Linked DNA regions of Homo sapiens: all the other regions are linked to region 3. A link is a loop called in an ENCODE intact Hi-C map of the cell type or tissue named here. Cell type or tissue: PC-9. All regions are shown on one strand. Region 1 holds the start of ASS1 (argininosuccinate synthase 1). Region 2 overlaps NCS1 (neuronal calcium sensor 1). Region 3 overlaps GPR107 (G protein-coupled receptor 107).

The links. Peaks named below come from ENCODE experiments on the same cell type or tissue, not always from the same donor. Only the 100,000 strongest peaks of a DNase experiment are listed, where the experiment ranks them.
Region 1: a loop joins it to region 3, with 4 times the contacts of the local background. A loop is called at or near these places in 2 of 110 quality-filtered maps.
Region 2: a loop joins it to region 3, with 3 times the contacts of the local background. A loop is called at or near these places in 20 of 110 quality-filtered maps.

Annotation. Positions count from the first base shown.
Region 1 is chr9:130,441,331-130,449,330 of GRCh38, reverse strand. ASS1 (argininosuccinate synthase 1) reads right to left here and starts at 4,370. Exons shown (of 15, transcript NM_054012.4): 1 at 4,336-4,370. RefSeq lists enhancers at 1,563-2,230, 2,900-3,567 and a silencer at 4,448-4,567. In PC-9, no CTCF peak of the experiment used is centred here; DNase peaks (open chromatin) are centred at 2,610, 3,660 and 4,430; H3K4me3 peaks cover 2,707 bases.
Region 2 is chr9:130,184,293-130,192,292 of GRCh38, reverse strand. The region is part of intron 1 of NCS1 (neuronal calcium sensor 1); the gene reads right to left. Among named protein-coding and RNA genes, the nearest start is that of NCS1, 16 kb to the right of the region's middle. RefSeq lists a silencer at 2,578-2,927 and enhancers at 4,101-4,942, 4,943-5,785, 5,786-6,627. In PC-9, no CTCF peak of the experiment used is centred here; a DNase peak (open chromatin) is centred at 4,942; H3K4me3 peaks cover 699 bases.
Region 3 is chr9:130,123,505-130,131,504 of GRCh38, reverse strand. GPR107 (G protein-coupled receptor 107) reads right to left here. Exons shown (of 18, transcript NM_020960.5): 15 at 6,541-6,590; 16 at 3,939-4,022; 17 at 2,744-2,865. Among named protein-coding and RNA genes, the nearest start is that of GPRACR, 17 kb to the left of the region's middle. RefSeq lists an enhancer at 2,328-2,547. In PC-9, no CTCF peak of the experiment used is centred here; DNase peaks (open chromatin) are centred at 2,234, 3,924 and 4,234; H3K4me3 peaks cover 1,643 bases; H3K27ac peaks cover 4,346 bases.

The sequences.
Region 1 (8,000 bases), 320 kb before region 3:
CATTCTGTCACCTAGGCTGGAGTGCAGTGATGCAATCTCAGCTCACCACAGCCTCCACCTCTTGGGCTCAAGGGATCCTCCCATCCCAGCTCAGTGCCACCACCCCCAAGTAGCTGGGACTACAGGCACATGCCACCACACCTGCCTAATTTTTGTATTTTTTGTAGAGATGGGGTTTCACTACATTGCCCAGGCTGGACTCGAACTCCTGGACTTAAGCGATCTGCCTGCCTCAGCCTCTCAAAGTGCTGGGATTCCAGGCATGGGCCACTACATCCGGCCATCATGCTGTATTCTAACTGCCCTCTCCCCCACTATGAGCTCCATGGAAACAGGGACCATCTCCCAGATGCCTGTGGCAGGCACTTAGAACAATGCTACTAGTTCCACTCTCTGGAGGTCAGCTCCTCACCGCAAAAAGAGGGCTGGGGTGCCCTGAAGCTGTGGAGTCCTACACATGCTCTCATGGCCGAGCACAGTGGTTCATGCCTGTAATCCCAGCACTTTGGACGGCCGAGGTGGGTGGATCACTTGAGGTCAGGAGTTCCAGACCAGCCTGGCCAACGTGGCAAAACCCCGTCTCTACTAAAAATACAAAAATTAGCTGAGTGTGGCGGCACACACCTGTAGTCCCAGCTACTTGGGAGGCTGAGGCACGAGAATCGCTTGAACCTGGGAGGTAAAGGTTGCAGTGAGCCAAGATCGTGCCACCACACTCCAGCCTGGGTGACAGAGTGAAACTCTGTCTTAAATAAACCAAAAGAAACCAGTGAGCCCCTCCTGCCTGCCAGGTTGTAGCTGGGCAGGTGTGGGCTCTGAGGCCTTCAGCCTCTGGGGCTGGGCAGTGTGAAGCAATGCATGGACCTGGCGTGTGTACCTGAGACAGTGTGTGTGTGTGTGTGTGTGTGCGCGCGCACACACCTGTGTGCACCCAGGGGTGCGTACCTGAGAGTACACAATGTGTGTGCATGCATGTGTGTGATGTGTTTGGGCTTGCACATGTGTGCCTGTGTGCATGCACACGTGTGTGGGTGTTGGGGCCAGTGTATGCATGCAGAGAAATGAGCTGGGCAGATGGGCTTGGGAAAATGATGCAATCAGACAGCAGCGTTGCTCCTGCCCTCCCAGCAGCGGGTGGGGCACCCCCCTCCCTCAGCCTCCGCAGGTCCCTAAGCTGCATTTGCAGCCCGAGGCAAAAACTAAATGAAACTGAGGGTTTGATGTCGGGGGAGGAAGTGACAGGGAGAGAAGGAACCACAGCTGCAATCCAGTGAGCGCTCACTCCAGGCACAGGACAGAGGTCAAGTCCACCAGACATGGGTTTGAGTGGCTTCAGCTCTCTAGCATAACTGCTCAGCTGCAAAATAGGGGTGCAAACAGCCTGCTCCCCACAGGGCGACTGTAAGGATTGGGTGAGATGCTGGGGGAAGGAGCCCAGAGCTGGGCACCAAGCATGTATGTGCCCACTAAGCTCTGTGCACCGCTGCTATGGCTGACCTCAGCCAAGTTCCTGGCTTGCTAAGCCTCAATTTCCTCATCTGTACAACCTGACAGCCCTCTGGGTTCTGACCCTCCCAGACATTGGGCTTTCTTCCTGGGAGCTGCGCCTGGCAGGCAGATCCTGGCTGAATTCAGCCTCCCCTAGTCCCAGCTCCACCCCCACCACATCCCCCAGAAAGGGCCACGGCAGGTTTCTCCAGCTCCCTGGCAAATGCCCACTGCCCTCCAGCCCTCCTTCCCCGGAAGAGACACCTGGGAGGAGGGAAGGTGGCCTCGCGTCAAGGTACCAGAGCCACCTGGCTTTCATTGGGATGGCATTCTCTGTGGCCCCAGCCACAGCCATCTGTCCAGCTTCCAGCAAACAGGCCAGCCTGGGCGCTCACTTGACACTAAGGAAAACTCGTGCTACTTGAAAACGTCAGAGCTGGAATGACAACAAGAGCGGCTACTATGTTCACAGTCACAGGTGCATCCTCTCAAGGTGGAGACTGCCATTACCACCTATTTACAAAGGAGGAGGCAGAGGCTAAGCGGCCAGCCGAGGTCACAAGCTAGCGGCTTCAAACCCAGCCTGACTGCAGGCCACTTGCTCTTCCCTGCACTAGGCCTTCCACTCCCTGGCTCCTAGGAGACCTCAGATCTCCCCTTCACTCTACACACCTTCCAGAAAACCAGCCCCCCAGTGAGTCATGGCCAACCTGCCCACTATTTCTCTGGAGAGCCTGTGTGCTATAGCTCAGGCCTACTGCCCCGTGGAAGATTCCCCTGCAACCCCTCGCTGACATTCTAACTCAGCTGAGCTCGGTTTGTCTTTGGTGATGGACGAAGGGCACATTCATTCATTCGTTCCACTCATATCAAAGTGCCTATGGGTGCCTGGTCGACCCCAAGTCTGGGGAGGGAGCCACGCCCTGGAAGATCAACTTTGCCCAAAGCTACATCAGAAATCAGAGCCTTAGACTCTGAATTCCAGCGAAGTTACCTCTTTCCACATGGGTGCCTGGTGCCCACAGGCAAGCCACTGACTTCAGGGACTGTGTAGTCAGTGCTCAGATGAGGCATCTGGTTGACCTGGCTGGCCTCCCAGCAGGCCAAAGATGAGATGGGCCCGGGTTGGGAGGGGGAAGCGCTTGTGCAGCAGGCTGTTTTGGGCCTGGCTCCACCCCAAGGCTCCTGCGGCCCTGGGCCTGCTTCCCAAGCACTCAGGAATGGAGACTGTGCTGAGAGTGGGGCCTCCCCTTCCCTCTCACGACGTGTCTGCCCCCGCACCGGCCAGGCGCTCAGCAGGCAGGAGTCACTATTCATTCACTTGATCCACCCCCACAGAGCAGAACCAGAATTACTTCTCAGCATGGTGCACAGATGGCCCCGCCAGGACAGGGTCCCGCCCCCACCCCCAAACTTCCCCGCCCTAGGCCTTGGGCCTAAGGGGTCTGGGAGGGAGAGGGAGTTTGGAATGGAGACTCCTCCAGTTCCTGCTCCTAGCCAAGCTTCCCAGTCCGTGTGGCTGCTTCTCCCTCCCTCTCATCAGAACCTAACCCCAGGCACAGTTATTGTGCAATTGGACCCAGGCCCAGCACCCAACAGTCTACAGAGCCCTTAGCAGCCGCACAGTATCTGCAAATGTTTCCTGAGCCCTCAGCCCCAGCCAGCTCTAACAGACTGAAGCTTGGGGGCCAGGCACTTTGGGTGGCTCGAGCCTGTAATCCTAGCAGTTTAGGAGGCCCGAGGGAGGAGGGTCGCTTGAGCCCAGGAGCTCGAGGCCAGCCTGGGCAACATGACGAGTCCACATCTCTGATAAATTTTTAGAAAGAAAAGAAAATGAAAAGGAAGCTTGGGAATCTGGAGGCTGAGCCAAGGCCTCACCAGCTCTCCCCATCACTGGGTTTGTGCTTGCTGGGAGCGGGAGGATCAAAGCCCAAGTCCCCTAGGTCTTGATCTACCCCTGGGGAGAGAACAGGTCTGTTCCTGCCCTGAGACCTGCAGCCTGACTCGGCTGCTCGGGAGTGGACTCTCCACTTCTCAGAGAAGAATACTGAGGCCAGGCCAGCCCTCCTCAGGAACAGCCCTGGCCGCCTGGGAGAGGAGTTTCCTCTCTTTCACAATGACCCTGCCTCCCTGGAGGGCGCAGCCGCCCAGGGGCCAAAGGCAACAGCAGCCCGAATAGAAAATATTCCTGGCACTGCCCCTCCCACAGAGCCCAGCCCAGGCCAGCAGGAAACCCCGCCGCGAGGCCGCCAGCCCCACCGGGGAGGGCCAGGTGGCTGCCGCCCCCTGCAGGGAAGGGAGCCAGGGCCACCATGCCCATCTGTCCAGGGTAAACTGAGGCTGCGGGGAAAGCGATACGTCCAAGCCCCAGAGGGGCTGGACTCCTGGTTTTACGCAGAGAAATAGAGGTGGAGACAGACGGCGAGTCCGAGAGAGGGAGAGAGAATCGGGAGCCCCCCCACACGCTCCGGACTCCCCAGGTCTCCATGTGGGGGCTTCACGACACAGAGGAAGCCGGATCCGACAAGGAGTCCAGAAAGGACCCGGCTGCGCAGGGAACAAATAACCCGAGCCGCTCTTCGGACCCGGGGACTCGCGCCCCCGGGGACTCGCGCCCCCGCCGCGTCCCCCACGCTCCAGAAACCTGGAATCCGGTGCCAGGCGTTTGAGCATCGGGAGCCCCTTCCCTCCTGCCTCGGTCCCAGTCCCCGGCGAGTGGCGATCGGGGTCCGCCCTCTGCCTCCGCGGGCCCCGGGGCGGGCGTCTTCTACGCCTCCTCCTCTGGGCCCGGGAAGCGGGTGCTCTCGGCTAGGGAGTGGGCAGCGAGAGGGGCCGAGGGCTCCTTACCGGGCTCGGGCAGCGGTGGCAGGCGGCAGAGCAGGACTGGCAGGGGTGCCCATCCCAGGTTATAAGCACAGGGCCCGGGGGCAGGGCCGGTGACCGGGGACACGTGGCGGGGACGCGCGCCACAGACCCCGCCCCCGGGCCCGGCCCCCGCCTGGAGCCGCTCAGCGTTCACAGCCACCTGCAGATGGGCGGGGCCCGCCTCCCCAGGCCTCGTCCCCACCTCCCCCCGCCTCCCACCAGGTCCGGGCCTGGGCCCGGCGCCGGCTCACCCTCCCAGGGGCGCGCCGGCGGGGGCGCAGGCGGCTCGCGGTTCCTGGCCCTGGCCCGCGGGCTGGAGGCGCCAAGGAGGGCGGCAGTGGCTGCGACCCATGTAACTCAGGGGCGGAGGGTGGCCGCAGCCGTCCTTCGAGAGACTTGCCTCCTGGCCCTGGGGAAGCAATTTAAACGCTTCGCGGTGGGAGCCGGGATAAAAGTTCCACTGGCGCAGGGAGCTTCGTGCTCACTTCTATCCGGTGCCGGCAGCCTGGGCCTTCTGCAGCCCCCAGAGCCCCCTCCCTCCCCAACCATAGCCTCTGGTAGCCGAGTAAGGATGAGAAAACCGAGGTGAGCCGGCGCGGGAAGGCCCGGCTTTCATCCCTTAGGCCAGGGCTGATTGCTGGCCTGTCTTCTCAGAGCCTGGCACCTGCCCAGACTCCAGAGGGCACCCAGTAAGCAGTGAGTAAAAGACTGTCTGGCTGCGAACCCACTAGACAGGAGGGAAGGTTGAGGTTCAGAGAGAAGTCTCTTGCTTGTAAAAAGCAGCTGGGAGTTGTGACCCCAGGCCCGCCTTCAACAGCTTCTCTACCTCAGGAGTTTCCCAGCTTGGTCTGCCGGCTCCAAAGCCCTGATCACTGCAACCACAGCCCCAGTAAAAGAGCAAGTCCTGGGACCCCATCCAAGGCAGTTGCTCCATAGTGAGCACTGACCCCAGAAGGGAGGACTCCCGGTCCTCAGCCGGCTCTGAACCTGGGGGAGGTGGGAGCCCCAAGCCTTGCCCAGCCGCTACCCTGGAGTCAGTGCTCCTTTTAATCACCATCCACTCTCAGCCCCTCTGCCAGTCAGCCCCCACCACCCCCTCAAGCCCATGGCAAGCAACAGTAGCTGTGAGTCCTTCTAGAAGGAAAAAAGGATCAAACCAATTCACAAACAAAGCCACAGCTCGATTCTCTCTTAAGCCCCTTAGTTCTCTGACACTTAAACCTGGGATGTGGCCCTTGATGGCAAAGGGGCCCCTGGTGAGCCACGTGGGGCTGGGTGTACATGGGTGGCTTGAGGCCCCTTCTAGATGGGAGGCGGTATCACAGCTGGCCCCCCTCAGCCCTCTCACAGGAGCAGCTGGGGGTCTCGTGGAGTCTCTGGGCCTCCCACACTAGCAGGAGGCAAGTGAGGAACACCTACACAATGACACCCTTGCAGCAGTTGTGTGTCCTTGGGGCGGTCACTCCCCACTGCAGCCTGTTTTCTCATTGGTAGGGTCGCCCTGGAAAGAGCAAGCATTCTGTTTTCACCTTCACGACTACCCTGTATGAAGTACCTGTGATTGTTATCTCAATGGTATGGGCAGAAACCTGCTGCACAGAATGACGGTGTATCTTTCCCAAGGCCACACAGCATGTGAGTGGCAGAGCGGAGCTAGAATCCAGTGTCTGAAGCTCTGGCTCAAACCCTCTGCTTTAGCTCCAGCCTGAGCTGAACTGAGGTCACAGTCCCAGGGTCACAGGCTGCTGGGACCTTTACTCCTTGCCGCAGAAATGGTTCCAGCCTAGGGGACAGACCCTTCCTAACTCACATGCACCAGTGACATGAGGGACAGTGAGGTCACAGCGCTCCTGAGAAGAAAACAGGGGCCCAAACTGCCAGCAGCACCCCGCCCCCCACCCCCACCGTCCTGCCACCAACAGCAGGGTGAGTGGTTGCCCAGAGGCAGAGACCAAGGTGAGGGAGGACTGGCCAGCTTCTGAATGAGCCCCATTCTGCCTGGACCCCTCCATCGGCCAGGGGGACCTTCAACCCTGCCCTGGCCCTTACCCTGCAGAGCAGTGCTGAGGGCCAAAGTGGGGCGTGGCCCAAAGGGATTCCCCCACCTGAGACTGGGGCACCATGGCCTTTGACTTTCATCTTACCCCCTGCCCACACCTAGGTCAGGGGTCCTCCAGGAGCCTTTGCACCTTCTAGGTAAGTGATCTTGGTGGCATTCCTAAAAACAAAGCAGCACCTAGGCCTGAGCAGGTGGAGAAACAAAGGCACTGGGATCTGAGACACTCATACCTTCCTTTTTTTTTTTTTTTTTTTTAATTTGGAGTCTTGCTCTGTCACCCAGGCTGGAGTACAGTGGCACCCTCACTGCAGCCTCTGCCTCCCCGGTTCAAGCAATACTCCTGCCTCAGCCTCCTGAATAGCTGGGACTACAGGCCCGCCACCACACCAGGCTAATTTTTGTATTTTAAGTAGAGACGGGTTTTCACCATGTTGGCCAGGCTGGTCTTGAACTCCTGACCTCAGGTGATCAACCCACCTCCGCCTCCCAAAATGCTGGGATTACAGGTGTGAGCCACCGTGCCCAACAACATTCATATCTTCTAAATATATCAAGTCTGCCCCTTTCTCTCCACTTCCACTTCCTCCATACAGGGCCACCATCTTCTCTTACTGAGACCATTATAATTTCTTACTTAAGTCTCTTTGCTGGCTCCTCCACTTACCCTAGTTGCCCCTCCAACATTTCCTCCCCAACAGCCAGAGAGGTTCTGTTTGTTTGTTTGTTTAAGAGATAGTTTCTTGGGGTCACAGGTATGGGTACTCCAGGGCCCAGCTCTGAGATGACTAATTTATTGGACACCTTGGATGACTGGCCTGGTGGAGGCCTGTGCCCAGGCAAAGGCCTAAGTCTTCCATACAGTGGAGAGGAAGACCTGGTAGGTTGAGACATCTTTGATAGGTGGTATAAAAGTCCTCAGTTTCTTTTCTTTCTTTTTTTTTTTTTTGTATTTTTCACTGATATATCTTAGTTATACATATTTTGGGGGTACATGTGATGTTTTGATCCGTGTATACAATGTGTAATCATCAAATCAGGGTAAGTCTTCAATTTCAGTGGAGGTACCAAGAGATCCATCCTGGTTTAGATGTCTGAGCAATGTTTTATGTGTATAAGTTTTGCCTATCTTCCATCAAATTTACTTCTAAGAATTTTAATTTTTTGATGTTATCATACATGATATTTTTATTTTCCAATTGTTCCTGGCATATAAAATCAACTTTTGTAAATTAGGTTTATATTCTGCAACTTTTTTTAAATTCACTTATTGACTCTAGTAGATTTTTGTAAATACCTTAGGATTTTCTAGGTAGACAGCAATGTTGTCTATGAATAGAAACAGTTTTACTTTCCCCTTTATTACCTTTGTACCTTTTTTGCTTGCCTTATTGCAATGGTCAGTATCCCCAGTAGAATGTTGAATAGAATTGGTAAGAGTAGTTATCCTTTCCCTGTTCATGATCTTAGGGCAGAGGATTCATTCAGTCTTTCACCGTTAAGTACAATGTTAGCTGTAGGTTTTTCATAGTTTTTTTTTTTTTTTTTTTGGTCAGAAGAAGTTCACTTTTCTTCCTTATTTATTGAAAGA
Region 2 (8,000 bases), 61 kb before region 3:
GCGGCACTGCCTCCAAGCTCAGAGTAACGTGACAGCAGACGCAGGAGCTGCCTGGCACGAGGCAGTCAGCATGATCATCACTGCTGTTGTACTTATTACTCGATGCCCCTGCCAGGGTGAGAAGAGAGACCACCCCCCACTCCCAATCCCATACCTGTCTGCCACCACTGCCTGGCTAAAGGGCAGCTGGGCCCCAGCACCAGGCCTGAGCTGCCCCAGAAAGGAGGCCTGGCCTGCTGCCCAGAGCTCCCGGGCACTCCTGGCTGAGCAAAGCCGCTGCAGGAGCCCCTCGCCCTGACCCACTCGCCGCGCGTTCCCCAGCCCTTCTGCCCTCCAGCCCCCCATCACGTGTCCCCACTGTGGGAGTGGTGTCCCAGCCTCCTTGGCAGTCACTGTCTCCACCCCAGTTCGCTGAGTGCCAGCCAGGACTGGTCCAGCACTGGGCTGGGGCACACAGCGGCTGGCAGGAAAGGTGGGCGGGCCCCGTCTGCTCTGCTCGCTGCCCCTTCCAAGCAGGCTGCCCACCAGGGCCATCAGACCGCCATGTGCAGCAGTGAGCAGCTGTGACGGCCACTGTCGCCATCGGGTGCTGACTGCGGTCTGCCCGGCACCAGCCTGAACCCTCATTTCATTAGCGTCTCACACAGCCCAGGGGGCCATGGGCTGTTGCTGTATCTGTCTCAGGATGAGGCACCTGGGCTCATCAGGGGAGCCCCATGCCCACGGCCATCCAGCTGACCAGGCTCTGACCACCCCCTACCGGCCCCCACTTCCCTTCCTTACATCCCCACGGCTGCCTCGCCTCCATGTAAAAGATGCCAGAGCCTCCGGGCTGGTGGGAGGAAGGCTGAGCACTCGAATCGGGGGGTATTTCACCTGTTGGGGGATCTCCCAGCCTGTCTTCAGGAATGGCGAGTAGATGGAGTCCCTGGCCCCGGAGGGCAGACTCGGGCCAGGCCAGGTAACCTTCAGCCCCAGCTCCCGGGAGCTGCTCTTCACCGCTCTGCACCCAGGCCTGGCTCTCCTGCCCGAGGCCCTCTAAAGCCAGGCTCTCGGCTTGGGACACACAGTCCAGCAGGGATCACCCAGGGCCTTTGCACAGATGGGTCTACCAACTATCCAGTCGCCACGTGGCCTGGGTCAGCGTGCTCCCTGCCCCGCTGTCAGGGGCCAACGAGAGGATACACATCACAAGCACTGAGCCCAGCACATGGTGGGCGCCCTGGAGATGCTGTGCCGATGAGGAGTCGTGGTGTCTGAATAAAAGTCAGAGGGCCAGGCCTTGGGGCAGACACCAAGATGGGAAGCTGTTGCCGCTCCCGCAGGAAGTGGAGCCAGGAGAGAGGCTGCTTAGAGCTGCTCAGATTCAAAATCAAAGCCCCGTTTCCCTCTCAGCCCCTTGGGATCCTCCCCAAGGCCCTGTGCTGACAGGCGGGGGTCCCTGCCAGCCCACTTCCAAGAAACTGCGGTTTCACAGAGAGGCAAAGCACTCAACCAAGATCACGCAGTCAGGGGTGGAGGAGTGGAGATGGAGGCCAGGTTTATCGACTCCAGAGTCCAGGCTCAGGAAGGCTTTAGCTGGGAGATATCATCCCCAAGGATGATCCTGCCCACCTCCCGCACGCTGTCAAAGAGTTACTGAATCTTTGGCATCTCTGACGCCCCAACAAAGTGCCGTTGGTGCTGGCAGGCAAAGGTCCTCAGTATCTGCTGATCTGTTAACTTGCTTTGACTGGCTGAGTGACCCAGATCAAGTCGCACTGACATAGGTTCAAATCCCGGCTCTACCATGTTCCAGTTGTGTGACATTGGACAAGTCGGTTAACCTCCCTTGGTTTTCTCACCAGAAAACTAAGGGCGATAAAACCTACCATAGTTACATACGTAGAAAATAGATGGAAAGAAACCAGTTGAAAATGTACACAGTGGCCTCAGAGAAGCTGTATGAGAAATGGTTTTGTTCTGTCTCTGTGAGTGCCTGCTTTTGTCCGATTTGGACCTTCCCCAATGGCTGGGTGCTCCATGGGGCAGGATCTATGTCTGCCTAAGTTGCAGCCAAATGGTAGCATCTGGCACATAGTAGGTGCTCAATGTATGTGTGTTCTCACAGAATGCATGTTCTTGTTTTAGGTGGGTAAGTTGGAAAGTAGACAGGGCTACTTTTATTTTCTAAAACCCAAAGTTATTTCTGGCTAGTAAAGGAACTTGTTCCAATGACCACATATATTCTCTCTCTCTCTCTCTCTCTCTCTCTCTCTCTTGCATAAACATACAAGAACTACCCCCTGGCTCAAGCCATCTTTCCTGCCAGACTCAGCTCAGAATCTTCCAAAAGGAAGTAAGCCACATCTTCTGCCTCTTTGGGGCCTTCGAGACCTTGGGAATATATATATATATATATATATATATATATTTTTTTTTTTTTTTTTTTTTTGAGATGGAGTCTATCTTCTAGCTCTGTCACCCAGGCTGGAGTGCAGTGGCACAATCTCAGGTCACTGCAACCTCCACCTTCTGGGTTCAAGCAGGTTCAAGCAATTCTCCTGCCTCAGCTTCCTGAGTAGCTGGGATTATAGGCACGCGCCACCACACCCGGCTAATTTTTGTATTTTTAGTAGAGACAGGGTTTCACCATGTTGACTAGACTGGTCTCGAACTACTGACCTCAAGTGATCCGCCCACCTCGGCCTCTCAAAGTCCTGGGATTACAGGCGTGAGCCACCGTGGCTGGCCAAGACCCTGGGGAAATCTTGGGTGTGTGGAGTTTTCTCAAGATTCCTGGTGGGGACCCTCTCAAACATTTCAGAGCCGACCCCGGCACTCAGGGATCCGGATCAGTCCCATTCCACAAGCATTTCCCAAACACTGCCAAGGTCAGACATTGTGGAAGGCACTGAAGCAACTGACCTACTCAGTAGAAAGGGTCTTTGTCTAAACTGACTCATTCTTTAGCCCCTGTAGACAAGTGACCTTGGGTAACTAAATTCACCTCTCTGAGCCTCAGTTTCCTTAGCTGTAAAATGGGAATAGTGGCGGTCACAATACGTTTCTTGCAGGCTGGTTAAAGGAACAAACAGGATTTTCACCCTTTCCTTCATCCAGCAATTAATTTCTGAGCACACTCAATGGGTCAGAACCTGAGCCAGGCTCCAGGGACACAGCAATGACCTAGACACAGGTTCCTGTCCTCTGAGTCCCTGATACAACAGGGGAGACACACCCTGTTAGCACACACCCACACAGCTGTCTATCTGTCATAATAAGAAAGGAAAGCTCAGCTGGGCCCAGTGGCTCATGCCTGTAATCCCAGCACTTTGGGAGACCAAGACGGGCGGATCACCAGAGGTCAGGAGTTTGAGACCAGCCTGGCCAACATGGCAAAACCCCGTGTCTATTACAAATACAAAAATAAGCTAGGCATGGTGGCAGGCACCTGTAATTCCAGTTACTCGGGAGGCTGAAACAGGAGAATCGCTTGAACCCAGGAGGCAGAAGTTGCAGCAAGCCAAGATTGCACCACTGCACTCCAGCCTGGGCAACAAAGTGAGATCCCCGTCTCAAAAAAGAAAAACAAAGGAAAGAGGCTGGGCGCAGTGGCTCATGCCTGTAATCCCAGCACTTTGGGAGGCCAAGAAGGCGGGTGAATCACCTGAGGTCGGGAGTTCGAGACCAGCCTGACCAACATGGAGAAACCCCGTCTCTACTAAAAATATAAAATTAGGTCATGGTGGCACATGCCTGTAATCCCAGCTACTCGGGAGGCTGAGGCAGGAGAATCACTTGAACCCAGGAGGCTCCGCCGAGATCGAGCCATTGCACTCCAGCCTGGGCAACAAGAGCGAAACCCCGTCTCAAAAAAAAAAAAAAAAGGAAAGTTCAGGATTAATGAAATGTGAAGCAGGAACCCAACCTAGCCTAGGGGGTCAGGCGTGCTCCCTGAGGAAAGGGCTGATGTGCAGGCCTCAGCCAGGCAAAGAAGAAGAAGCAGAGCTTTCCAGGAGAGGCTGCAGGTCCAAGCCTCAGAGGCCATCCAGAGCCTGGCGAGTTCAGGAACCACAAGAAGCCACATCACACTAGAACAAAACCTTATCCAGAGGCAGCGTGGTGTGGTCCAGGTGGAGAGAACACAGCAAGTATCCCAAAATGTTAACAATTGCCACTACTATTAATATAGGTGTCACAGCACCCAAAGACAAGACCAGATGGCCAGGGCTAATAACGGGGGCACCCCACAGGGGCAGGAACTGCAAGAGGCCGAGCAGGCCACCACCCCCCATCTCCCCACTTTGGATCATGTGGCATCTGCCTCCCCCACCCTAGTCCCCACATTCCTGCTTCAGTCCTAGCCCTCCAGGGACCCCCACCCCAGCCCCAGGAAGGGGTGGGAGACACAAAGCTGTGTGGCCTCCATCACAGCTCAGGCAGAAGCCAAATTGTTCACAGAAGCCACACGGTCACACCTAATGTCATAGCCGGTAGAGCAGGGAGCCCTCTGGATGGAAGCACTGTGAGGCTCCCAAGATGCAACAGAGGCGAGAGGTGAAGAGAGACCCCAGGGAAGGTGCGAGGCCCTCCACACAGGGATAGATGGAGATGGCATTGGCAGGGACGCAGAGACTGGGCAACGGTGGCACCAGGGGTGGAACCAGCATTGGCCACTGCCAGCACCTCCCCTCCCAGAATGCAGTGGATCTGCTTCCGAAACACCGAGGTCTGGCCCCTGAGCTGCACCAGGGCAGAACGGCTCCTGCAGGGACCACAGGAGGTTTTAGGACATGTGTTCCAGGGCAACTGGCTGGGAGGGGTGGCGAGGGCTGCTGCTGGAGCCCAGGCAGAGGCAGCCCTGGCCAGCAGCAGGCAGCAGCCCTGACTCCGGCTCTGGCCCTTTAAGAGCGGAGGGTGGAGGCTCGGCCCTGACCTGCCCTCCTGGAGGAGGCACAGAGTGACTCATCAGGGTCCTTGTCACGGTGCTCAGAGAGCAGGAGGACCCAGGGATGGCAGCGACGGGGCACAGAGAGGCACAGACTCGGACACATCAGCCTGGCCAGAGCTCGCTGTAGGCCGGACCCTGACCTTGACTGGGATACCTGCCGGTGCCTCCCTGGGCAGGGCCCCCCGTCTCCCAGGTGTGCCCTGTGGCCTCACATTGCTCCCCTGCTTTCCGAGACACTCCTCCTAGCGGAGCCCTTGCCCTGCTGGGTCAGCCAACAGCTCTGAGGGACCAACTCACTGCCCGCGCCCCCGCCCCGCCTCTCCAGGTACCTCCTAAAGCAGGGGCCATCAGCAACCCCACTCCACAACCAGGAAACCGAAGCTTGGAGAGGCCAAGGGACTTCCGCGGATCTGCTTCTGGCCACATAAGCTCACCTCTGAGCTGCTCAATCGCTCGTCAGTGCCCCTCGTGCTTGGAGCCAGGCTGAGCACAGCACGGGCCCTCCTGCCATCAGGGCCCTCCCGCCATCAGCACCCTCACGGCCACAGGCCCTCTATGCTGCAGTCACCGTGCAATTTCATGTCCCCAGAGTTGCCAAACCTTGACACCTCCTTGGGACCCTCTCAGGGCTTCCATCCAGAGGGCTCCCTGCTCTACTGGCCATGACATTAGATGTGACCGTGTGGCTTCTGTGACCAATTTGGCTTCTGCCTGAGCTGTGATGGAGACCAGCTCTGTGTCTCCCACCCCTTCCTGGGGCTGGGGGTTCGGGAGCCCTGGAAGGTGAGGACTGACCTGGAACATGCTGTTCCTGCTGCCTGAAGCACTCTCATCGTCCCCCACACAAACCCTCCCCGCAAACTTCTCATCTCCCTCAAGCAGTACTATCAAATTCAGCAAACAAAAATACAGATACCCTGTTAAGTTCAAATATCAGGTAAACAGCAAATCATTTTTCAGTATGTCTGGCAACCCTAGCCCCGGGTCTCAACTACAATATTACCTCCTCCAGGAAGCCCTCCCAGATGCACCCCAGACCAGGGAGATTCCCAGTCCATTGTGCAAAGCCCTGTCTTGACGCTTATCCCAGCCTGACATCTGCCTCCCCGCCAAACTGTGAATGCCAGCAGGGCCAGAAATCCAGCCAGCCAGCCTGCCCTGTGGCCCCAGCATCCGCAGGGCCTAACACGAGGCAGCTGTTCCATAAACATTCTCTAAATCAAGGAGTGAGGGCTGGCAAGGTGGCCCAGGAACCCGTTTGGCCACACATGCCCCCCACAGGACCCAGGGCCTCCCCTCTGCTCCCTGCTGGCCATGCCTCCTTCCTTGAGATGCACCTAGATCTCTTCTCAAGGCCGTCCCCAGCTCCACAGAACCTGAGCTGGGGAATCATGGCCGGGGCACCTAGGCAGGCTTCGCTCAGCGATTTTGACAGCTGCTCTTCATTTTAATTGAGATCATGTTGCGCTCAGGCGCAGCAAAGGCCTCATCACGGAAAGCCTGAAGACAACAATGGCCCGGCAAGGCTGTGTGGGCTGCTGGGCGCGCAGGGGGTGGTGGGGCCACTGGCCGAGGGGCAAGAACCCGGCCAGTGCAGGCTTTGAGCTCTCAAGCTCCTCCTCTGCCCAGCACACACACCATATATTTTTGAACAGAAGGAAAGCATTCGCTGTTTCCCCCACAGTGCCAAAAATAGCCCCAGCTCCTGCCTCTGAACAGGAATCTTTCGGTTCCTACAAAGAGGCAGGAGCAGGGCCGGGAGGAGGGGCCTTGCTGGCTGGCTGGCGGCTTGGACCCCTCCTCAACTCCCCAGCCCCAGCAGGTGAGAAGGGTCTGGGGTCCTCACGAGGCCTGGCCAGCTGGGGCCCAGCCTCCCCACACCCCACTTCTCAGGATCCCCCAGCCACGGAGGAAAACCCCCCTCCCCCAGCCCAGGAGGTAGGAGAGGGCTGGACAGAAACGGAAAGCAAAGCCCAAGATGGATAAGAAGGAACTTCGTTCATTCATTGGCTTGCTCGTTTATGTACTTGTTTTCTCATTCATTCCAACAATATGCACAGGCTCTGTTCTAGGAGCAGGGGCTACTCCGGCAGCCACGCAACGAGACGCAGTCATGCAATAAGATGCAGTCGGTCCTCACAGCTCCCAGCTGAATCAAGGGGGACTATGAAACATGTCGTCACCACCAGGACTGAGGAGGAGGCCGGGCCCAAGGACATCCCCCCTGGAAGTAGCCGCTGGGCTTTGATGCGAGTGTGGACGAGGATGGGTCCCATCCATGGCCAGTGGGAGGAAGCAGAGGGCTGGGTCCGATGAATAGGTGCCTGCCTCTGGGATGGCCGGGCGCGGTGGCTTACACCTGTAACCCCAGCCCCTTTTTTTTTTTTTGAGACGGAGTCTCGGAGTCTTATTCTGTCGCCCAGGCTGGACTGCAGTGGCGCAATCTCAGCTCACGGAATCCCAGCACTTTGGGAGGCTGAGACAGGCGGATCAAGGTCAGGAAATCAAGACCACCCTGGCCAACATGGCGAAAACCTGTCTCTACTAAAATACAAAAAAAAAAAATTAGCCAGGCGTGGTGGTGCACGCCTGTAATCCCAGCTACTTGGGAGGCTGAGGCAAGAGAATCGCTTGAACCTGGGAGGCAGACGTTGCAGTGAGCCGAGATTGCACCATTTCACTCCAGCCTGGGTGACAGAGCGAGACTCTGTCTCAAAACAAAAAAAGAAAAAGAAAAAAAGAAAGAAAAGGTGCCTCTGGGCTGCCCTAGCACGCTGCATGGCTCCCTCATCCAACCTAGCAAAAAGTCTGCAAGAGGCATTGTCTTCCTGTTTTATAGGTGAAGGCGCGGGGATGCATCAGGAGGGATTAAAAGCCTGGGATAAGCCGTGCCAGGCCCTGTCACCAATGTTTTCGCATGAATGCCATCCACAATCCTGGGAGGCATCTGCCCATTTCACAGATGAAGTCTGAGGGCTCGGTGGGAAAGGCCAGACCAAGGTCCCAGAACTAACCAGTAGAGGCCTTGGGATTTGAATCCAGGCCTGTGGGTCCCTGAGAGGAGCCC
Region 3 (8,000 bases):
CGGGAGTAAGGGTGTGTGGTAGCGCAGGAGGTTGTCACAGGCAGGGCGGGTGACAGGGAGCTTCAGTGTGTGGCCAGGACTGGGAGTGGCAGAAGTGAACTCAAGGAGAGGAAGAAACCTGATGGCAGATGCCCAGGGTGGGGTAGGCGCTACATCCTGTTCCCCCAGCAAACCTCTGGGAAGCTGAAGGGACACCTGGGGCCCCCACGATGTGAGGAAACCTGGCTAGCCCCCTGCAGACAGGGCGCCCGCAACGGTCCTGGAAGCTCAGGCTCTGCAGCAGTGAGAAGAGAGACCTGGGTCAGATGAACACCCAAAAGCCTCCCTGGCAGGAACATACGGCGGTGGGGCTTCAGCAGCTTCGCAGCCACCTCACTAGGTGTCCTAGTTTTGGTGCAAACACTTAAGGGACCGAACAGCTGAAGGGCCAACATCCGACCGCCGCAGATAAGCGTTCTTTCCTTGACATCTAAACAGTAACCCCCTTTCCTTGCAAAGCCCCAAGTCTCTGTGTTTGCAACCAAAAGTGCCAAATGGGACACAGGTTCCTTCTGCCACACAAGACTGCAATCAAATGTGGCTTGGGCCTAAGTGGTCCACGGATTCATGCGTTTTTTTTTTTTTTTTCTTTTTTGAGACGGAGTTTCACTCTCATCGCCCAGGCTCGAGTGCAGTGGCGTGATCTCAGCACACTGCAACCTCCGCCTTCCGATTTCAAGAGATTCTCCTGCTTCAGCCTCCCGAGTAGCTGGGATTACAGGTGCCTGCCACCACGCCCAGCTAATTTTTGTATTTTTAGTAGAGATGGGGTTTCACCATGTTGGCCAGGCTGGTCTCGAACTCCTGACCTCGTGATCTGCCTGCCTCGGCCTCCTAAAGTGCTGGGATTATAGGCATGAGCCACTGCACCCAGCCGATATATCCATTTCTATAACTAAAAAGTGTTTTCTGGTCTGGAAGTGTGGGGAGACCTGGTGAAGAGACAAGTCTATTAGTCCCCAATCCCCATTTCCACACACGTTCCTCGCCCACATGAAATAATGCAGGGAGTGGTGAAAGGTGAACAGCAACCATGAATGAGGACAGCGTTCTGGAATGGGAACCCCAGGGAGAAAACCTCCTGGCCCAGGAACCCACACCAAACATTTCCTTCCACTCTCACTCCTCAAGATGACAGAAGTAATTCAGATCATTGAGGATACCCACAGCCTAGGAGGCAGCTACCAAGTCTGATAATTGAAATCGCATCCGATACTTTTTAACTTGCTGATTATTGACCGGTAACTTCTGTTGCCAAAACTGGTAGGCCTAAAGAGAGATGGTCAAAGAAACAGAAGGGGAAAGAGAGAGAAAGTCAGTGTTACTTTGGACTGTGCCCTCATACCCAGGCCCAGAGAGAGAAGCTGTGTCAGGCCTGGTGGGGTAATGGCTGCACAGAGGGCAGCTGCGTGGGCCGCGTTGTCAAAGAAGCACCAAAACAAAATTTTAAAAAAATTGTTGCCACGAAACAAAAATACCTTCATAATGCATCCAGGCTCCAAGATGTAACGGCTGAGGGAAAGGATGTGGGAAGCGGGAACCTCCCATTACGACTGTGGAGTACAATGCAGTAAAGGAGACGATGCTGCGACCCGGCCGCTCGGCTTCTAGCTGCCTACCCAAAGAACCCCGTGTTATGCGGACGGACCAAGCCAAAGGCTCCCAGCAGGGGAATGATAAACACACCGCGTCTTAGGTTATTTCCTGATGCTGCTGGTTGCCAGCCTGACATGTGTGCCTCTTCAACCAACAGACACTTGCTCAGATCCTGCCACTTCTGGGAAAGGCACAGCTGATGGGCCTCCTGCACTCCTCTCCACTGTTTAGAAGGAGGTGTTTCTTCCTCTGCATGGGGAGATGCTGTTTGGCGCCCGCTGGCAGGACCTGCCTTCCTTTACTGTTGCCGTGGAGCTGAGCAGAGAGAGCTGTCCCATGCTGCCTGACCCGCTGACAGCCAAGCAGAGCTTAGCATGGGCCGAGTCTCAGCCTCTGAATTGGGAAGAATTCAAAGGCTGCCAGGGCTGGGGGCAGAACACTTGATACCAGTGAACCAAGAAGGGAAAACTCTGCCTTAGGCTAATCATCAAACACAGCATTGACCTGGCTTATCAAATTTCAGTTAACAAGCAAATATGCTTAATCACTACTCATTTTTCTAGACAATGATGGCCCTTTCCCAGAAAATAGGACCCTAGAGTCATTCACTGTGTGACTCAGAAAAGCCCCTATTAGTGCTCAGATATAGGTCAAAGTCATTGTGCTGTGAAAAGCCACGCAGTTATCTGACGATAGAGGATGTCTGAGGATCATTAGCAGACTTAGAGATGACTCAGAAGATTCCATTTTCAGACGTAAGCGCCTGATGGCGGGCCTGACAGAAAGTCGGCCCCCTGTTCTCCCTCGTGAACTGGCCACGTATATTCCTAAGTTCTTGCCACTGAGTTCTTGAAAGCAGGCTCCAATGATGCTTAGTGGAACGGCAAGTTCCATCTTCCCTGACAAGACCCAGCTAGGTTTGGCAGATACTGTACTTCAAACCAGATCAGACAGCCTGGGGCTCCAGTGTCCGCTTCCTTCTGCTAAAAATAGAGGAACCACCCCTGCAGCCACGAAATGCTGAGAGCAGCCGACCCGATTCACACTGTGCTGCTTTGTGTTAGGCAAAGGGGTCAGGGCTAAGGAAGAGGGAAGAAAGATTTCTTACACGGACTCCATTTCCAAGTCTTCTTCTTCCTGAGAAAGTTGTAGGTAGGGGTTATCTGAAGCCGGACGGAATTTATACCCCGTTAGAACAAAGAAGACCAGTGTGGCCGTTTCATCCAGGAGCTGCAAGTTTAAAAACCACCCCAAAATAAAGAGATTAGCAACACTGTTCTTCAGAAAGCAGTGGAATTCAACAAACTGACATATTTCCCCACAACCCACCACTCGATGGTTCTTTACTCAGATGCCACTTCCTGCTACAGGGCATTTTCCTTAGACTTGCCGAGGCCTAAACGAGGAGTGTCCTGCCCAGGGCTGACATTTCCGAGGCTGTGCTCTGCTGTGCTTTCACCAGTCTTCATGGGTAGCTTTTAAGAGCTCACCACATACCCACTTCCTCCCACAGTGCCTACAGCACCCAGTGAGTTATTCAAGAAAAAAGTCATTTGGTGGCTTCCTCTAGTAGTTAAGCTAGTTCTAGTTTGTCGCAAAGATACTTATTATCGAAATAATAAAATGGGCAAAGAAGAAGGGCAGCCTGAATTCTAACTACTCAGCCCTGTAACTAAAGGAAAGGACCACATCTCATCTAAGTTCTAATGATTCAGGGCAAATCTTTCTCTACCTGAAGCTTTTCTCTTGACTTTTAAGACTGAAAACTAAAATCAAGAATGCAATTATTTTCAGATTCCTCATAGAATCCAGCAGCATTTCTGGACAAACAGATCATCTCAATTATAGGCCAGAAGAGATGGAAGGAGGCCAAGTGTGGTGGCTCACACCTGTAATCCCAGAACACTGGGAGGCCAAGGTGGGCGGATCACTTGAGATCAGGTGTTTGAGACCAGCCTGGCCAACACTGCAAAGCCCCATCTCTACTAAAAAAACAAAAATTAACTGGGCATGGTGGTGCATCCCTATAATCCCAGCTACTCAGGAGGCTGAGGCAGGAGAATCGCTTGAACCCGGGAGGTGGAGGTTGCAGTGAGCTGAGATTGCGCCACTGCACTCCAGCCTGGGTGACAGAGTGAGACCCTGTCTCAAAAACTAAAAAAAAAATTTTTAGTTAAAAAAAAGAAGAGATGGAAGGTCTTAGTGGTCATTCCCAGATAAATTAGTAACAACTGTTAAGTTACACTTCAAGACTTTATCCTCAGGCATAAATTCTCTGGCATTCTGCCCTGTGAGCAGCGTACCTGGTAGAGCCACTTCCACTGGAATGGAACAGCGAGTTTGAGGAGAAATGCAATGATCCTAGTGAAGTATATGTAACACACAATCTGCATGAGGAGGAAAGAAACAGGAAATCAGATCAACATTAAAATTAGGACACCACTTTAACAATTTGCTTTCACAAATGAACTAGGAAACAGAAAACAGAATCACTCAAAGAAAAGTATGTGACACTTACAGTGTGAATTAATACGTGCAGCGGAGAGACATGGCTACTCTGCTAGTTACACTTGAATTTCTTCTCTCTCTCCAGGTGACCAAGATATTGCTAACAGCCACACCCACCGGGAGCACAAGACACTTTAGTCAGGTTGTTCTTAACCCTTCCTCACCCTATCCACAGACATAAGCCCTTGATTTCAATCTCCAAAGATTTTATTTCTTATGCTCAGGCTTTGAGGAATATTTACCAGTAGTAATAGCAAAATAAAGCCACACAGGGAAATTACTGACTTCTGTCCTCTTCTCTGGCAGATGCTGCAAGCATTCGAGGTCCACACTCACAGAAGTACAAATACTACCAAGTTCTCTAGCAAGACAGGATGCCTTCATTTCTCCTTGCAGTGACAAAGACTCAATGTGCTGGCCACTAGAGCATGGCCTGTGCAAGGGGACTAAGCTCAGCTGGCCTGCTGGTCAAGGACCACTCATTATCACTGCATGCAACAAGAGAGGTTCTGTGATGACCTGTGCCTATTTGGTGGATGACATAAAATCCATGGGAAAGAAAAAATAAAACAAAGAAAGAAAAAAAAAATCAACCCCAAGTGGAGTGTCTGCTCTTGCATCTCTCTCTACCACTGAAGTCTGATGTTTGCTTGAGCAAAGGAACTGTCTGAAGTGACAATGCCAAACGAACAGATGAAAGACTTGGAAACAGGGCCGGGCGCGATGGCTCACGCCTATAATCCCAGCACTTTGGGAGGCCGAGGTGGGTGGATCACCTGAGGTCAGGAGTTCGAGACCAGCCTGACCAACACGGAGAAAACCCGTCTCTACTAAAAATACAAAATTAGCCAGGCGTGGCATGGTGGCGCATGACTGTAATCCCAGCTACTCGGGAGGCTGAGGCAAGAGAATCGCTTGAACCCAAGAGGCGGAGGTTGCAGTGAGCCGAGATCACGCCATTGCACTCCAGCCTGGGAGACAAGAGCGAAACTCCGTCTCAAAAAAAAAAAAAAAAAAAAGACTTGGAAACGTTCTTTCAAGACTCAGGAAGCAAACTAACTCTGGGAGGCCTATACCTTATATATTCCAAGAAATTATGATCCTAATAATTTCTAGCAAGCTCTGTCTTTTGGTGCTAGCTGATAGAACTTTTCATGTCCATCAGAGTCCTGTTTTAGGTTTTAAAAAAACTGTCTTAACTTTTCTGTTCTTAAGGAAAATTTATTACCACAACATGTAACTAGTTTTCTGCAGGGAAATTTGAAAGAAGAGAGAGGTAGATACTCCAATTTTTTTTTTTTTTTTGAGACAGAGTCTCGCTCTGTCGCCCAGGCTGGAGTGCAGTGGCACTCTATCTCGGCTTACTGCAACCTCAGCCTCCTGGGTTCAAGCGATTCTCCTGCCTCAGCCTGCCAAGTAGCTGGGACTACAAGCACACGCCACCATGCCCAGCTAATTTTTTTATTTTTTATTTTTAGTAGAGATGGGGTTTCACCATGTTGGACAGGATGGTCTCGATCTCCTGACCTCGTGATCTGCCCGCCTCGGTCTCCCAAAGTGCTGGGATTATAGGCATGAGCCACCGCACCCAGCTGATACTCCAATAATTTTTTAAATGAATAAAACAAAAATGGCTGCAGAAGAACATGACAGTGTGATCCCATTTTTCTAAATGAGTAAAAATAGTGGCCGGGATCGCACTACTGCACTCCAGCCTGGGCGACAGAGCGAGACTCCGTCTCAAAAAAAAAAAAAAAAAAAAAAGGAACTCAGATATTTAATTTCCCATTTTGAAAGACACAGCTAGATTTTATAAAATGAAAGCCAGGCATGGTGGCCTACACCTGCAGTCCCAGCTACTCAGGTGACTGAGGCGGGAGGATCTTTTGAGCTCTGAACCCAGGAGTTGGAGTCCATCTTAAGGTAGCATAGAGAGACCCAGTCTTAAAAAAAAAAAAAAAGCAAAAAAGCAAGCCACACTGGCCAGGCGCAGTGACTCACGCTGTAATCCCCGCACTCTGGGAGGCCGAGGCGGGTGGATCACCTGAGGTCAGGAGTTTGAGACTAGCCTGGCCAACTTTGCGAAACCCTGTCTCTACTAAAAATACAAAAATTAGCTGGGTGTAATGGCAGGTGCCTGTAATCCCAGCTACTCGGAAAGCTTGAACCCGGGAAGTGGAGATTGCAGTGAGCGAAGATCGTGCCACTGCACTCCAGCCTGGGTGACAGAGCTAGACGTCGTCTCCAGAAAAAAAAAAAAAAAAAAAAAAAGCAAGCCACACTGCTCAGCTCCAGGTGGCACATCTTGTGCTTTCACCAATCCTTTGGAAGTTCATTTGCTCTACTCCTTGAATTGATTTTATTTATAGATTGAGGATTTTTTTTTTTTTTACTTACCAAGACGTAATAATGTCTGAAAAGTTTCAGCTTTGCTAAGTTAATAGCAGCTAGAGAGAAGAAAGAACAAAATGAAGAGCTCGTTAACTTCTCATTTTTAAAAGTAAGCCTCATTCAGATACCTTCTCAGTCAAGAGGCCACCTCTAATGCAGATGAGGACCACTCAGAGGCACATCCATCTATCTGGAATCAAGTCCGCTGGGCGGTCTCTCCTCCAATCACCAGGAAAAAATGTGGGAGCAGCACAGCCCCAGTGAGCCCCATGAGCTGGAGTTGGCTTGCACAGGCGATTCCCGCCCCAGGGTCAGCAGCTGTAACCTGGCTATGGTGGGAGTATACTGACATCACAGGAATTGGCAGATGCTACAAATCAGGAATTTTTTCCCCCCAGAGAGCCAGCATTAAACATTTCAGCTCTGCACAGAGCTGTGACCTCCACTGGGACTAGTCTCAGGTTGGTCCCAGAGAACCACCTGGGGGGGTCTCCCACTAGCTGAGGGTGTAAATTCAATAAACCCACAGATGCATTTTGCAAATTTCACTGAAGTTATCATTAAGTGACTTGTAATAAGCCCTTTCAGTACAACCTCCCTGGCTGGATCCTACCTTCATGCATGCTCAAGGTCAGCTGAGCCAGGACAGCTACCTTCCTGACACTGCCTACGGCTCTGAAATATTGATGAGTAGAGGGAAGCCTGGCTCCCTCCCAGATCAGCAATCCTTTCATTCATCATAAACCTTCCTGCAGGAGGCAAATTAATTTTGCTTAATAGCATTCAATTACTGATTCAGTTTAAGAATGGGACCGTGGGTGGTGAAGGTTCAGATTTCCTCTTCTTCCTCCTTTGGGCTCATGATTAGTTGTCGGGGAGGGAGGAGCAATCAGGCTTAGGATTCCAAAAGAAATTCCTGTAATCCTAAATTATCTTCAAGATGAACATCACTAACAGAATCTACAAGAATCTCCTCTGAGAAACCCAATGCACTAATGAGGGACACTCAGAAAGTCTCACAGTTGAGAGGATACAACACCTGCCTCTGGGGCTGCAGCAGATTCACGCAGGCACGCACACAACACCTGAAGATGCAAAATCTGCAAAATCGCAGCAGCTTTCTTACCTAGCAACCTCTCTGGCAGTCTTGTTATTTTGAAAAAATTAAATCTTGGCCAGGTGCAGTGGCTCATACCTGTTTGTAATCCAACACTTTGGGAAGCCAAGATGGGAGGATCCCTTGAGCCCAGGAGTTTGAGACCAGCCTGGGCAACAGGATGAAACCCCTCCCTGTCTCTTAAAAAAAAAAAATTAAAAAATTAGCCAGGTGTGCTGCCTACTTGGGGGGCTGAGGCAGGTGGATTGCTTGAGTCCAGGAGTTTGAGACCAACCTGGGCAACACAGTAGAACCCCGTTTCTACAAAAAAAAAAAAAAAAAAAGAAAAGAAAAGAAAGAAAAAAAAGAA